5 separate regions of the Homo sapiens genome follow, and regions 1, 2, 3 and 4 are each linked to region 5. Evidence: chromatin contacts called from ENCODE Hi-C or POLR2A ChIA-PET data. All regions are on one chromosome and are shown on one strand. Each heading gives the region's core, a stretch centred on a gene start or an enhancer-like site at or near the end of the contact. The rest is flanking DNA. Distances are from core to core; before and after follow the strand shown.

The links. A loop is a pair of places that touch in the nucleus more often than their neighbours do. ChIA-PET counts read pairs that join two places held with the same protein, here RNA polymerase II (POLR2A). Pooled maps may share reads with other maps.
Region 1: a pooled map shows a loop between it and region 5 (14-fold over the local background). The contact joins the promoter of MEIG1 here to the promoter of PTER in region 5. A Hi-C loop is called at or near these places in 1 of 37 single-sample maps with no recorded cell type and 10 of 50 pooled maps.
Region 2: a loop to region 5 is called in a map of naive thymus-derived CD4-positive, alpha-beta T cell, with 12 times the contacts of the local background. The contact joins the promoter of SUV39H2-DT here to the promoter of PTER in region 5. A Hi-C loop is called at or near these places in 1 of 168 maps with a recorded cell type or tissue (naive thymus-derived CD4-positive, alpha-beta T cell) and 6 of 50 pooled maps. POLR2A ChIA-PET finds 5 or more read pairs at or near these places in 1 of 52 experiments (Caco-2).
Region 3: a map of CD4-positive, alpha-beta T cell shows a loop between it and region 5 (10-fold over the local background). The contact joins the promoter of NMT2 here to the promoter of PTER in region 5. A Hi-C loop is called at or near these places in 5 of 168 maps with a recorded cell type or tissue (CD4-positive, alpha-beta T cell, ascending aorta, gastrocnemius medialis and 2 more), 12 of 37 single-sample maps with no recorded cell type and 17 of 50 pooled maps. POLR2A ChIA-PET finds 5 or more read pairs at or near these places in 3 of 52 experiments (T-cell, WTC11 and activated T-cell).
Region 4: a map with no recorded cell type shows a loop between it and region 5 (10-fold over the local background). The contact joins the promoter of RPP38 here to the promoter of PTER in region 5. A Hi-C loop is called at or near these places in 2 of 37 single-sample maps with no recorded cell type and 6 of 50 pooled maps.

What each region holds. Positions count from the first base shown.
Region 1 is chr10:14,958,130-14,960,829 of GRCh38, reverse strand. It overlaps MEIG1 (meiosis/spermiogenesis associated 1), which reads right to left and starts at 1,442. Exons shown (of 3, transcript NM_001080836.3): 1 at 1,273-1,442. RefSeq lists a silencer at 1,170-1,219.
Region 2 is chr10:14,877,209-14,879,908 of GRCh38, reverse strand. SUV39H2-DT (SUV39H2 divergent transcript) reads left to right here and starts at 1,250. Exons shown (of 1, transcript NR_186426.1): 1 at 1,250-2,700. It overlaps SUV39H2 (SUV39H2 histone lysine methyltransferase), which reads right to left and starts at 1,043. Exons shown (of 6, transcript NM_001193424.2): 1 at 990-1,043. The coding sequence starts at 1,020. RefSeq lists a silencer at 570-1,309.
Region 3 is chr10:15,167,294-15,169,993 of GRCh38, reverse strand. It overlaps NMT2 (N-myristoyltransferase 2), which reads left to right and starts at 1,301. Exons shown (of 12, transcript NM_004808.3): 1 at 1,301-1,491. The coding sequence starts at 1,382. RefSeq lists a silencer at 1,102-1,931.
Region 4 is chr10:15,096,002-15,098,701 of GRCh38, reverse strand. It overlaps RPP38 (ribonuclease P/MRP subunit p38), which reads right to left and starts at 1,347. Exons shown (of 3, transcript NM_183005.5): 1 at 936-1,347. It overlaps RPP38-DT (RPP38 divergent transcript), which reads left to right and starts at 1,383. Exons shown (of 2, transcript NR_160789.1): 1 at 1,383-1,615; 2 at 1,837-2,700. RefSeq lists enhancers at 640-779, 840-929, 1,231-1,802 and a silencer at 1,070-1,429.
Region 5 is chr10:16,435,712-16,438,411 of GRCh38, reverse strand. It overlaps PTER (phosphotriesterase related), which reads right to left and starts at 1,402. Exons shown (of 5, transcript NM_001261836.2): 1 at 1,365-1,402. RefSeq lists enhancers at 808-857, 878-1,057 and a silencer at 1,478-1,527.

The DNA.
Region 1 (2,700 bases), core at 193-2,692, 1.5 Mb after region 5:
GTCTCGAATTCCCGACCTCAGGTGATCCGCCTGCCTCAGCCTCCCAAAGTGCTGGGATTACAGGGGTGAGCCACCACGCCCGGCCTCGGGCACGTTATTTTAAAAACACACCATCTCGGCGCGGTGGCTCACTCCTATAATCCCAGCACTTTGGGAGACCGAGGCGGGTGGATCACGAGGTCAGGAGATCGAGACCATCCTGGCCAACAAAGTGAAACCCCGTCTCTACTAAAAATACAAAAAATTAGCCGGGCATCGTGGCGGGCACCTGTGGTCCCAGCTACTCGGGAGGCTGAGGCAGGAGAATGGCGTGAACCCGGGAGGCGGAGCTTGCAGTGAGCCGAGATCCCGCCACTGCACTCCAGCCTGGGCTACAGAGCGAGACTCCGTCTCAAAAAACTAAAACAAAAATAAAAACAAAAAACACCATCTCAACTCCCTGACAATCTAAAGTTGGAACAGAAGCTTCTGATGTAGCCAGCCACCCAAATTCCCTTTTCACTTCCCTTTCACTCTGAAAAGCGCTTTTACTTTTAGTAGTATTAAAACTTCAAGAGCATTAGCCTCCCTAATAGTCCCTTTTATTCCTCCTATTAGATTATTTCTGTTCTTAAGAGGCAGCAGGAGGAGCCCTGTAACCAGCACGTAACCTTAGGCAAGGCCATGAACACGCCTGCGCCTGTTTCCTAACTTAAAGAGAAGCATTAGCCGGTCTCTAAGGTCCTGGAACTCCCGTCTGCTGTCGCTGGGCGTTCATTTGAAAGACAAAAGCGGTTCCGAAAGCACGCCCGGCGGTCCCTGCTCTGGGAGTGCTGACCTGCCTGTGTGCAGCACAAAACCGCTCCCTTCCGGCCCTCACAGCTAACCTGCAGTCCCCATCCCTCCAGCTTCCTTTCTGCCATAAATCACTAACTGTGTGGGAGATGAAATCCGCCTGGTGAAGGCTGGGACGGACAAAACACAGTATTCCAAAATCTAGGGCCCAAATCGGAGCCCTCGGAGACGCGGCCCCTAAAGCCAATGGGGTCCGGGGCGGCCCGGAAACTTCCGGGAGAACCGGACCCTGAGATTCTGGAAGGGCCAAATAGTGACCCTCTTCCCTAAAAATCACGGAAGAGACATGAAAACCACGGGATCTCCCTGGCAAACCTCAGGAGACAGCAGAGAACTGCGGAGCCGAGAAGGCGGGGCAAGAACTTCCGGGGTGGGGCTACGGCCGGGGCGCAGGGGTTGGCGGGCAGGGCCCTCGCCTCCAGCGACGCATCCACCCACCCCTGGGTCCGGCTCTACTGGGTTATCCTCGTTCCGCCGAGCAGGAGAGGCCGGGGGCGCCCGGGAGCTTGCAGGCGGGCGTGGGTGCTTGCGTTCTCTACTCGGGATCCGCGAGCAGGGCCAGCGAGAGGCCAAGTGTTGTGCCCTTCGCGACCCTCGCGTCTCTTAGTAACGCGATGAAGCTGCAGGAGCTCCCGGCTCCTTCAGGCCCCGCCCAGCTAGCTCAGGCCCCGCCCCCGGGAGTGGGCTTTTATGCGCATGCGCGAGGGCTGGGGTGGGCGCCGGCCCATCTTACTAAGCCAATGTAGGTCCCAGGTAGGAGCGCTGCCAGGGCTCACCCCTGAGCAGAGATGGAGGGCGAAAAAGGGTTACTTGCCGCTACTTGAATCCCAGACAAAATTCCCTGTGAAAGCGGATCACAGCACGGAGACTGTGTTTGTAGTTCCTGATAGTAGATATCTCCTATCTATTCATTTGCGAGGAATGAACCATTCCAGAGAGTCGCCATAGTGCCTGACAATCAGTAAACCTACAATAGATGATATCTATAGCTTTAATTATTTTTTCTAGCATTATCTATTACTATATTACAGTACTATCTAAGCGAAAAGTGATCAGATTCAAGATATACGGTTTTTTGTTTTTTTGTTTTTGTTTTTTTTTAGACGGAGTCTCGCTCCGTCGCCCAGGCTGGAGTGCAGTGGTGCTATCTCGGCTCACTGCAAGCTCCGCCTCCCGGGTTCACGCCATTCTCCTGCCTCAGCCTCCCGAGTAGCTGGGACTACAGGCACCCACCACCACGCCTGGCTAATTTTTTGTATTTTTAGTAGAGACGGGGTTTCACCGTGTTAGCCAGGATGATCTCGATCTCCTGACCTCGTCATCCACCCGCCTCGGCCTCCCAAAGAGCTGGGATTACAGGCGTGAGCCACCGCGCCCGGCCAATTTACATGTTTTGAATGTAGAGCCATCAGGACTTGTCAAATTGTTGAATGAAAGAAAGGAGCAATTGTGTGCTGGAGCCAGCTCATTAGAGCTCTGGAGACTCAGTAATTAAATTTTTAGGAATTTTTCTGAGCTCGTTGTTAAATACAAGCCATGAGCTGGAGTCAATGAAGATGACAAGGGCCTCGGGCACCTGCCCCAAACAAAACAAAAACACAAGACATATCACAAATTAAATTATATAAACTTCTAAATAAACGAGTCATACTAAAACAAAGGCAATACTTAGTAAAACTAAAAACAAAAAACTATTTACTTACAACTCCCAAATTTCTCTCTTCAGCCCGGTCTTTCTCTGAACTTTAGATTTGTATATCAATGTATATTCAACATCCACTTGATTGTACAAAACAACCTCCCCAAACACCTCCCTGCCAAAACAAAAACAAAAACCCTGCTCCTTCTTCATGTCTTTTAGTAGAT
Region 2 (2,700 bases), core at 1-2,500, 1.6 Mb after region 5:
AACTGCAAACACGTGGTTAAAAAAAGAAAGACAATCTCTCGACAGTCTCCAGTAATGCAGAAAAAGATTTCACTGACAAAATTAAATAGTTCATGACCACCACAAACACCTTCCGCTGGTTCACAGTAACCCCTGACATTCTCCAAGGAGAAAAATTCAGGGATAATGAGGTCATAATCCCAGCGGAGAGGAGACGAGCTTGAAAACACCTTTACATTCCGGAACGCACGGAAAAGTTCCAGGCTCTCAAAGCGTGCGCGACACCAACACCCCCCGACGCCCACACCCACGCGCGCTCGGTGCCCAGTTCCCCGGTGCCCAATTCCCCAGCGTCCACAGAAATAACACCAAGCTCCCGGTGGGTGAAAGAGTTACCGTAAGCCAGAGGCTGCAACCTCAAATACCCACTTTCTGGGCGATTCTCCAACGAGGCACTCAACCTCCTAGCGTGTCCGCCTTGGGGGGGATTCCTCGCTTATCCCCTTTCTTAGCACACAGGCGCCCCGATTTACTCTCCCCCTCTGATATTAAGGTCATGTTCACGCCGGCGGGCGTCGCTTCCCGCCTCCCACTTCAAAGGCCCGGGCGCATGCCGCACGCCGCGCTCGAACCACCACAAAGGAGCCAGTCGCAGCCGTGCCCCCCGGACCTCCAACCGGGGACTGCCGGGGAGCGGCCTCGAAGCCCGAGGCCGCCACGGGAGACGCGGAGGGGGCCGGGCCGAGCGGGCGGAGAGGCCACGCTCCACTTCCGAAGTGCCCCAGGCTCGGACAGTGCCCACCTCCGCGGCGGGAGCCGGCCGGGCAGGGAGGCGGGTCAGCGGCCTGGGGGAGGATAGGCGTCCGCAGCGTGCGTCCCGGAGTTGGGGTCGCGGCGGGCGGGGAACCGCCACGTCGCCATCTGGCTGGCCCGCGGGACGGCCCCGCCGCCCGGGCCTTGGGAGCTTGCCTGGGAACAGGGAAGGCGAGGGGGCCGCGCTCCAGCCTCACCTCCTCGCGCCTCGGCCCCGACCGCCGCCATCTTGTAGAGCTTTCATTCAAACTGGCGCGGTCTGACGGGATAGCTCAGCTGGCCCGACGCCCCGCCCCTGGCCGGCCCGCGCGGGACTTGGGGGCCGGGGCTTGTTGGGGGACGGAACCCGCACGGCGTCCTGACGTCACTGGCGGCCGACCCCCCGCCGCGGCGGCCAGCGCGCCTGCGCCCCAAAGCTAGGCCCGGCCCCAAGCGCGAGGAGCGGGGCGGGGCGAGCGCGCGTGCTCCCGGATCCTCGGCAGTGTCCGGCGCCCCCTTCCCTTCGCCAGGCCCGTTTGGCGCCTTCACTCGGGAAGACGTCGGCCAGGACTTTGCGCTTTGGAGACGTCTTACTTCGGCAGCACTCGCACACTGCGAGATCCGACACGGGCAGCGGGGACCTAGGGAGCCGGGGACGCTGCCTGTCGGGTACGGTTCCGCAGCTACCGCAGCCCCGTGGGCCATGGTTAGTCTCCCCCCGACACCGCTCCCTCTAGAGCTCCGGGCTTCGGAAGCGGCTGCACGTGGGCATGGCTGGAGAGGTTCCGCTGGCTTGGGGCAGTCGCCGGGATTCCGACTGGTTGGTGTGGGGTGTGGCCTGTGCTATCCAGCTCCCAGCTGATCCTAATGTGCGGCACAGCGGAAACCACCGGTCCACATCAGTGCTTCTCACTTAAAGGGGCTTACGAATCGTCGGGGGTGGGGGAGCTGGACTTGGAATTTTTTAAGAGATGAGGTCTCACTCTGTCACCCAGGCTGGAGTGCAGTGGCGCGATTACGGCTCACTGCAGACTAGACCTCCTGGGCTCAACTTTAATGTAAATTGGGATTGGGTAGGTCTGTAAGGGGACCCGAGCTCCCCTCCCATGTTGTTGCCAAGCTCCTGAGCTCGGCCTGGTGGCGGGTGGGGGCCGGGAGGAGAAGGACACGTTAGTAAGGAAGCTGCAGGACGACTCCAGGGGCCTCCCACCTGGTCTCCACCCCCCTCCCCCACCCATTCTTGACGCTGCATCCATGATTGTTCTAAACAACCTAAAGCAGAAATCTTAGAGCAAATAACGAAAACTGGCAGAAGGCCATTTGATATCTCCTTAAAAAATTCATGTAAAAAATTACATAAACGTTTCAAAGCAGTATGTATAAATTTGAAATACTGGAAATGAACGCAGACCATTAAAGGAATAGTTAATTATTTGATTCCATTATGAAATACTGTCTAGCCGTCTTAAAAAGGTGTTCATGAAGCTTTTAGTATTCAGCAAAACCAAAACAAATCCCCCTGAAATATAGTTTTAACTATGGAAGAAAAAAATGTATAGGAAAATAACGAAATAGCCTTTTCGGAGTGATTTTCTTTTTAACTTCTCGTTTTTAAATATTTAATCATTTTCTACGATGGGAAACACCACTTCCTCACACACACTCATGCTCCCAGACTTTATTTAGCTACAAACGGCATCATAATACAAATACTGTTCTGCAGTCCGTGTGTGTTTCAATGCAACTGCATTTCTCAGACATGTTTCTAAGATTTGAGTCCTTAGTAAATTTTGTATTCCATATCTCATTACCTTGAGATAAGGAATAAAAGGCCCTGTCCAACCCTGTCACCTGGAAGAGCATCCAGGCCCTTTAAGGCTTAGTCTATCTAGGATTATGCCTTCAGACTTGGATACAGCCTCCCGTCCT
Region 3 (2,700 bases), core at 52-2,551, 1.3 Mb after region 5:
TTGGGGAAAAAAGCCATAAAATGCTCCTAGTATCTTCTGCAAAAAAAGGACCCACACCAAAAAATTCAGGTGGCTCTTTAAAGTCTCATTTTCCTCACTGAGCGGGTTCTGATGATTATCTTTGCAAAACCACTGCGGAGACTTCCGGTGGCCTAGCAGCACATTTGAACAAGATCATCTCAGCAAAGCAAAGGACAGGACTGCTCTGTACAGAATGCAGTAGCAAATAAGAGAGGCTGAACTTCACCGGTCTTCTATTTGGCAGTACTACAGAATGCCTCCCTTCCCTCTTCTGAGAGAGACAGCGGACAATTTCAGCACAGAAGGCCGTGCACGTTTGCTTGGAAATCTAGGTCATGACCTTGACTTTGGGAAAGCCAGGGTAGCCTACCTGAAACTGTCCAATCCCCCAGCATCGTGGACACGTCCCCAAGTCCCTCAAGATGTCTGTTCTGGTCTGAGCCGTCCGTAGTAGTGTCCAGGGAAAGCAGGGGTAGCTCAAAAATTTCTGTCAAGAGTTTTAGTGCTGCAAGCCTGGTTGGGACAGGGCGGTGGAGGGCTGGAAATACTGTTTTTGACTTTGAATTTGATTTTATAATGTATTAGATGGATAGATAGATGCGAAATGGAATTGTTAACATGTATGTGGAGGGGCGGGAAGAGTTTCTGGAAAGCCCCATCCCTGAGTGCCTACTCCTGAGTGGGAAAAACCCCTGCACGGGCTGGGAGCGCTCCCTAATTCGTCCAGAAGTAAAATCGCATGGCCTGTGTTCCAAAAATGCCGCCACTCAGGATGTCAAGTCTGCACGTTTGCAGCTTTGAGAGCCGAGCCCCAGGCAGAGGCACCGCGCAGGCCTGGATGTACAGGACTCGGCCCTGTGCAGGGCTGGCCAGGGTGAGCAGGGTTGGAGCTGGCGGGGCGGGGAGGGGCGGGGCCATCTGGGAGGGGCTGCGGCGGTGGGCGGGGTTAGAGGGCGGGTTTGAAGCCGGCAGGGTGGGGAAAGGCGGGGCTGGAGGGGAGGGGTCTCAGAGGCGGGCGGGGTTAGAGAGCTGGATTGAAGCCGGCGGGACGGGGAGAGGCGGGGCTTGGTGGGGAGGGACGAAGAGGTGGGCGGGGTTCAAGCCCGTGGGGCAGGGCGGGGCCGGCGGGCAGGGCGGGGCCGGCGGGCTGGGCGCGGACGGTGAGGGGCGGGGATGGAGGGCGGGGCGGGACGGAGGGCGGGGAGGGGGCGGGACGGAGGGCGGGACGGGGCGCGGGCGGGGCGGGGCGGGGCGTAGCGCCCGGGCTCCGACTCCAAGCAGTACGGCGGGAGGCACTAGAGGGAGCTGCGGCCGCTCCGGCCCGGCCCCGAGCACCGCCTCCCCAGCCAGCGCCGCCGCGATGGCGGAGGACAGCGAGTCTGCGGCCAGCCAGCAGAGCCTGGAACTGGACGACCAGGACACGTGCGGGATAGACGGGGACAATGAGGAGGAGACGGAGCACGCCAAAGGGTAGGGGCGGCGCGCTGGCGCACCGGGCGCGACAGGGCGGGGACCGCGCGCGCCACGGTCTCCCGTTCGGGGGTGGCTCCCAGGACTGGGGGTTCTTCGGCCGCTCCGCCCCGCGATGGCTTCTCCGTGGCGCGGAGCCCATGGTGAGGTCCGGGGCGCGCGGCTCGCGGGAGAGTGCAGTGCGCGGGGAGGCGAGGCCCGGGGTGGGCGGGGAGGCTGGGGCCCGGGCGGGGAGACGCTACTGTCACTTGCCGCGCGCCCCCGGCCAGCCTCGCCCATCCCCGCCGGCGGCCTGGCCCAGGAGGCGCCTGTTGCCCTCGCCCGCGGGTGGCTCCGGTGGGCGCCGAGGAGAGGCGCTACGCCCTTCCCTTTGTGGCGGCCGCAGCCTGGGGTAGGAGGTCGCCCTCCTCTGCTCCCTGCCATCCTTGTTAAGTCCCTTCAGACTCCCTCTCCGCAGCCGCCACCCGAAAAGAATGGGCAAAGACGTGGGTGGAGCGGCGTGGAGGTGCCCCGATGGTGTCGGGGCCGCAGGCGGCGAACTGCGCAAAGTTCTGGCGCCGAGGGGGTCCCGGGCCCGGCCCCTGCTGGGGATACTGGGCTTTGCACCGCCTCGCCTGTCCCTAGAGCTCTTCAGAGCAGGGCCGATCCCCTGAACCGGGCTCCCGCTGACCTGGCCGTATCCTGTTTGCAAAGCTGGTATTTGATCTCCAAAACTCGATGCACCACGCATTTTCACACTTGATCGGATTTCTTAATCCTTTCCCTTTGCCCCCGAACCCTGCAGACTTGATTTGCTCTTCTGTTGGAGAAAAGGATTGCTTCAGGTGAAGGCCGGTGTTGATGCTCTCTTTTTAGAGGCAGTGGGTCATTTTAAATAAAAACTGGTGTCCTTTTAAAGTGCTGTTTACATTACCCTTTTACCCTATTGGATTCAAACTATGCGCTGGCACAGAGCGGTTCTTGCTACACCCTTAGAAGTGAGATTTTTCGAACCATGGTGAGTGATGGAGAAGTGGGTCAGCTTAAAAAACATGATAGGGAGGCCTGAGTCACAGATGGTTTACTCAGTTCGTAGAGAGATTCTTGAAATGATTGATCATTGAAAGTGTAAATCATTTGCATTCTACTTGTCTACTTTAAGATTTATTATAGAAAGGGACTTTTGACTGACCTCTAATTCATTATAAAATATTAACAAATGAAGAAAAA
Region 4 (2,700 bases), core at 98-2,597, 1.3 Mb after region 5:
GTTGGCCAGGATGGTCTCGATCTCCTGACTTTGTGATCCGCCCGCCTCGGCCTCCCAAAGTGCTGGGACTACAGGCGTGAGCCACCGCGCCGGGCCGGACCTCTTAACCTACATCTAAACAATGCCTACCAAAGGAAGTATGGAGTAAAGAAAGGTATCTCAGTATTAAAAGAAATAAGTTGGCTGGCGAGGTGGCTCACGCCTGTAATCCCAGCACTTTGGGAAGCCCAGGCGGGCGGATCACTTGAGGTCAGTAGATCGAGACTAGCCTGACCAACGTGGTGACCCGTCTCTACTAAAAATACGAAAATTAGCCGGGCGTGGTGGCAGGCGCCTGTAGTCCCAGCTACTCGGGAGGCTGAGGCAGGAGAATCGCTTGAACCCGGCAGGCGGAGGTTGCAGTGAGCCGGAATCGCGCCACTGCACTCCAGCCTGGGCGACTGCTATGTCTCAAAAAAAAAAAAAAAAAAAAAAACACGTTCAAATAAGTTCAATGTGGCTGGGGCAGAGATGCTAGAGAAAGCGGTGAGAAACTAGGAAAGGTGGGTAAGGACCAGATAATGAAGACCTTTGCAAGCGTTCCAGTGTGAAGCAACTTTAACATCTAAAGCAGAGGTGTCGTGATTAGAAAGACGTTATAGATCTTTGTGGATCTGGGCAAAGGAAGAGTCCCCGAGCAGCAAAGACGCTCCTGGAGTCGTCCAGGTTAGAAATGACGGTGGCCTGCACTAGAGACGCCGCAGAAAGGACTGGAGAAAAATACATGTTAGTCGGAAAAGAAGGTAGAATCTCCCGACACAGTAGTGACCAGCTGGAAGTAAAGTTGAGAACGGTATTGGTGGTGACTCCCGGTTTCTGGATCCCGCCGGTAGCCGAGGGGCGACGGCCGACCCAAAGCTCACCTCCCCACTGCACGCCGCCCCTGGATCGAGTACCTTGGTGCTTTACTATTTAGCACACGGAAGTGTTGTTCTGTTGTCCGTGTCTCCTTGGAGACCGTGGAGAACAGAAGGGCCGGCGGGGGTTTTCGCTTTGTACTCCTGGTGCCCAGCCGGCGCTGCAATCCAGCAGAGGAGCCGGACTAGAAACGCGGAAGCTCTGGGTGCACGCGCCCGGCCCGGGACTGGGCGGCCCAACCGGGAGGGCGGCGGGTCCTGCGGCCACGCAACAGGCGTTGGGGAAGCAGCAGAGACCCTGCGTGCGCGCGGGCTTCGGCCTCCAGATTCCGCAGAGTCCCGGGCCCGATCCCCCCGGGGCTGGCCTCCTGCCCTACGTGGGCCCCGCGCGCCCACCTGGAACTCACGATGGCGAATCCGTGGTCACCTGAAGGCAACAGCACCGGCGCCCAGTGCGCCTGCGCCGCGCGTGCGCAGAGCCCTCGCCTCCCGGCCTCGCCTCGCAGACGCGACGGGCCGGGGAGGAAGCGCTCGGAGCAGTGCAGGTTTCGTTATCCTGTGTTAGGTCACTCCGGAGAGGGGAAAGCGGCCCACAGCGTCGCGCGACCCGGAAACGACACAACGAGGCCCAATCTTTTAGACTCGAGTTTAGGCCCCGGGGTGGAGTCTCCGGACCGGGTCCCCCCACCCCCGCTACAGGGGCAGTGCGCAGGCGCGAGGTATGTATCGCGAGACCATGCGGTTGCCCGGGTAACCAGACGCTCAGGACTTGGACCGTCCAGTTGTTCGGAGGCCAGCCTATAGCCAATGGTATCCCGAGGGCTCGCTCTCTCCGGGCGTTTGTGCTCCCCTCTCTCTTCTAACCCAGTTTCTACCTTTCAGTGCTTTGGAATCTTAGCCCTCTGTCTCTATTCGCTTTTCTGTATTTGCCTTGCCTCAGGGACGCACAACCCCAGCCCCTGTCCCAGTGAGCCCGTCGCCATGGAATCCCTGCAGACTCCCCAGCACCGCGAAAATCAAGATAAAAGGGAGAAGGAGTATGGGGTAAAACACATGCCTATGGGCAATAATGCAGGGAATCTTGAGCCCGAAAAGAGAAAGGCAGTAAGAGTTGCCTTGAGTTCAGCAACAGCTGCACAGAATATCCCGTCCAGTGTCCACTGTGGCTGCTCCAAGCAATGGAGACTCAGGCTACCATCGGAGTCGCTGCAAAGTCGGGGACAAGTGATGAAGCGGCCGAATAACATTTTAAAGCTCAGGAATCTGGATCTGTTGATCTACCCTTGGCCAGAACTTAGAAGACGGCAGGTTGCTTCTGACCTAATGAGCCTCCTCCTTCTCCCCGCTTTTTCCGGCCTTACTTGGGCCCCCTTCCTTTTCCTCTTTACGTATCTGCCTCCTTTTCTCAATCTCCTCACTGTTGGTTTTGTATCCTATTTTCTGGTATAGTTTCTGTGATTTCTTTCTTTTATTTATTATTATTATTGTTGTTGAGACAGAGTTTTGCCCTTGTTGCCCAGGCTGGAGTGCAATGGCGCGAACCTGGCTCACTCCAGCCAGCGCCTCACAGGTTCAGGTGATTCTCCTGCCTCAGCCTCCGGAGTAGCTGGGGTTACAGGCACGGGCCACCAGCCCAGCTAATTTTTGTATTTTTAGTACAGACGGTGTTTCACCATGTTAGTCAGGCTGGTCTCGAACTCCTGACCTCAGGTGATCCGCCCACCTCGGCCTTCCAAAGTGCTGGGATTACAGGCATGAGCTACTGTGCCCAGCCTCTATGATTTCAATTTTCATGTTTAAGTAC
Region 5 (2,700 bases), core at 153-2,652:
GCTGGGAGGATCACTTGAACGGGGGAAGTGAAGGTTGCAGTGAGCTGTGATAGCACCACTGCACTCCAGCTTTGGTGAAATAATGAGACCTAGTCTTAAAAAGCAAGAGGCCGGGCGCGGTGGCTTACGCCTGTAATCCCAGCACTTTAGGAGGCCGAGGTGGGTGAATCACAAGGTCAGGAGTTCGAGATCAGCCTGGCCAGTATGGTGAAACCCCGTCTCTACTAAAAATACAAAAATTAGCTGTGTGTGGTGGAGCGCGCCTGTAGTCCCAGCCACTCAGAAGGCTGAGGCAAGAGAATCGCTTGATCCCGGGAGGCGGAGGTTGCAGTGAGCCGAGATCGCACCACTGCACTCCAGCCTGGGCAAGGGCGAGACTCTGTCTTTAAAAAAAGCAAAAGAAAACCAACTTGTAGAAAGTCACTGAGCTGGAACCAGAACTAGAATAGGGCTCTACTCTTTCTGGGTCCAAAGTTCTTTAAATCAGCAACCCCTCTTACTGCCTATGTAAGGGTATACCTTTAGTTCCTGTTGACTTGGGATGTACAAAGAATGAGGTAGTCTAAGAGAGTAACAGCACACTGGCTGTGGAGTCAGAAAGACTCCACCTCTAAACTTTGTTTCCATCTCTAAACTTTCCAGCAGTGTGGCCTAATTTTTCTGTACCTTAGCTTTGTCGTTATCACTAGAATCCTTCACAGGGCTGCAGAGTGGATTAAGCAAGAGTGCACAGGACTCAGACATATGACCGCTGGTAATTGGCTTTTATAAACTGTCAAAAAATATAGACCTGTAATGCCAGCACTTTGGGAGGCCGAGGCAGCAGACTGATTGAGCCCAGGAGTTCGAAACCAGCCTGGGCAACATGGCGAGACACTCTCTACAAAAAATACAAAAATAACCGGACATGGTGGCACGTGCCTGTAGTCGCAGCTACTCAGGAAGCTCAGGAGGCTGAGGCAGGAAGTTCGCTTGAGCTCAGGAGGTCGAGGCTGCAGTGAGCTGTGATCGCGCCAAATGCACTCTAGCCTGGGAAGCAGAGCCAGACCCTGAATCTAAAAAAAAAAAAAAAAAAAAGCTTATTAAAGGAGGCTTAGCACAGCTACCCGATGACGCCCCCGGGCATTGCTGTCGAGCCACAGGGAGCTGGCGCCACACGGGACTGGCGCTCTTTGCAACGTCCCTCAAGCACTTAAGGAGAGGCGGCAGGGCCCAAGCGCAGCGGCTAGAAAATCCTTCCTTCCGGCAGGACCCTCGCGTGGAGCTCTGCAGCGAACCCTGGCCGCGCGGCCTCCGCCGTCGGGCCCCACTCTTCCTACTGGGCCCACAGTTCCGGCTCCTGCTCTGACTCCAAGAAGCCTTACCTCGGGTACAACGCGCTGCCTTCTCCCTGGGAACTTCCGGCAGGCCAACTTCCCTGGCCTTTTTAGTCTCCCCTGTGCCCTCCCACTTCGCCCTCTGGTTCTCTCCCCGCCCCTGGCCCGAGGTCACGCCCTCACCGAGTCCTAGGACACGCCCCGTGGGTCCTTGCCAAGCCCTACCTCTTCGTAGGACACGCCCTTCAAACCCTTGCCACGCCCCACCCTGGTCCGGGGCCGTTCCCCGCGTTTTTGCCTGGCCACACCCTCCTGCAGGCGCTGTCTGACTGTCGGTAGTTTGGCTGAATGAAAAAAATTCGGGGCTAGATCCCCAAACGGAAAGAAACTGTTGCATTTTCCCCAGATCCCAGTTCTCCATAGAACAGTCTGGAACAAGGGAGCATTCCGTAGCTCTTTTGGTTTTCCCCAAGAATAAATCGGAGGTGGTGCTCTGGCAATTTGATGTCACAGTGGGTTCTGGATCCTCATGCTGCATACGGAGAACTTTGGTTTTTGTGTTCCCACTTGTCACTGTTTCCTGCCCCGGTGCCGCGTTTCCTTCTCTTTAGAATTAGAGTGCCGTGCTAGAGCACTTGAACTGGCCCTGGTACTTGCTGTGACTGAAATAAACTTAGTATGTGTGAGTCTGTTGGCAAAACATGATGCTTGGAGCAGCTGCCACAGTAAAGAGTCATACCTTTAGGTATTGTAGGGGGCCAAGGGCAAACCTCTCCTTCGTCCTCTGAAAGTTTGCTGAAAATCAACTGACAAAAGACAGTTTCACAGTAGAAAAGGCATACAAATATACTAGATCGTAACTTTATGTGATCCGGGAGCCTTCAGAATGAAAACCCAAAGATGCAGGGGAAACGGTCCATTTTTTCGCTTAGGTTCAATAAAGTATGGACCGCCATGTATTCAGCTGGTGCAAAAGTAATTGCGGTTTTTAATGGCAAAAACCGCAATTACTTCTGCACCAACCTAAGAGATACTACGATGGCATAAAAAGGGTCTGAGCTAATGCCAATAGACTAAGTGAGCAAGCCCTGTCTGTTTAGATTCTTTTTGGCTTTTCTGTGCAGTGTTCCTTCCTTCTGGGTATAGAGCAGGATCCTTTCTGGAATGGGGGTCTTATGACCTACAGTCAAACAAAGCAGGGCAGAGAATTTCTTTACCGCCAGTTTTGACACAGAAAGGCAGGGGACACGCAGAGTCAAACTTTTAGGTTTTATGCTTGGCTTTGGGGATGAGGGGTTCTGGCTTCTGTGAATCACCTTGGGGAAGAGGGATTCCAGTTTCTAGAATGAGGGGCCAGAGGCAGGAGGACATGAGGTTAGAGAGA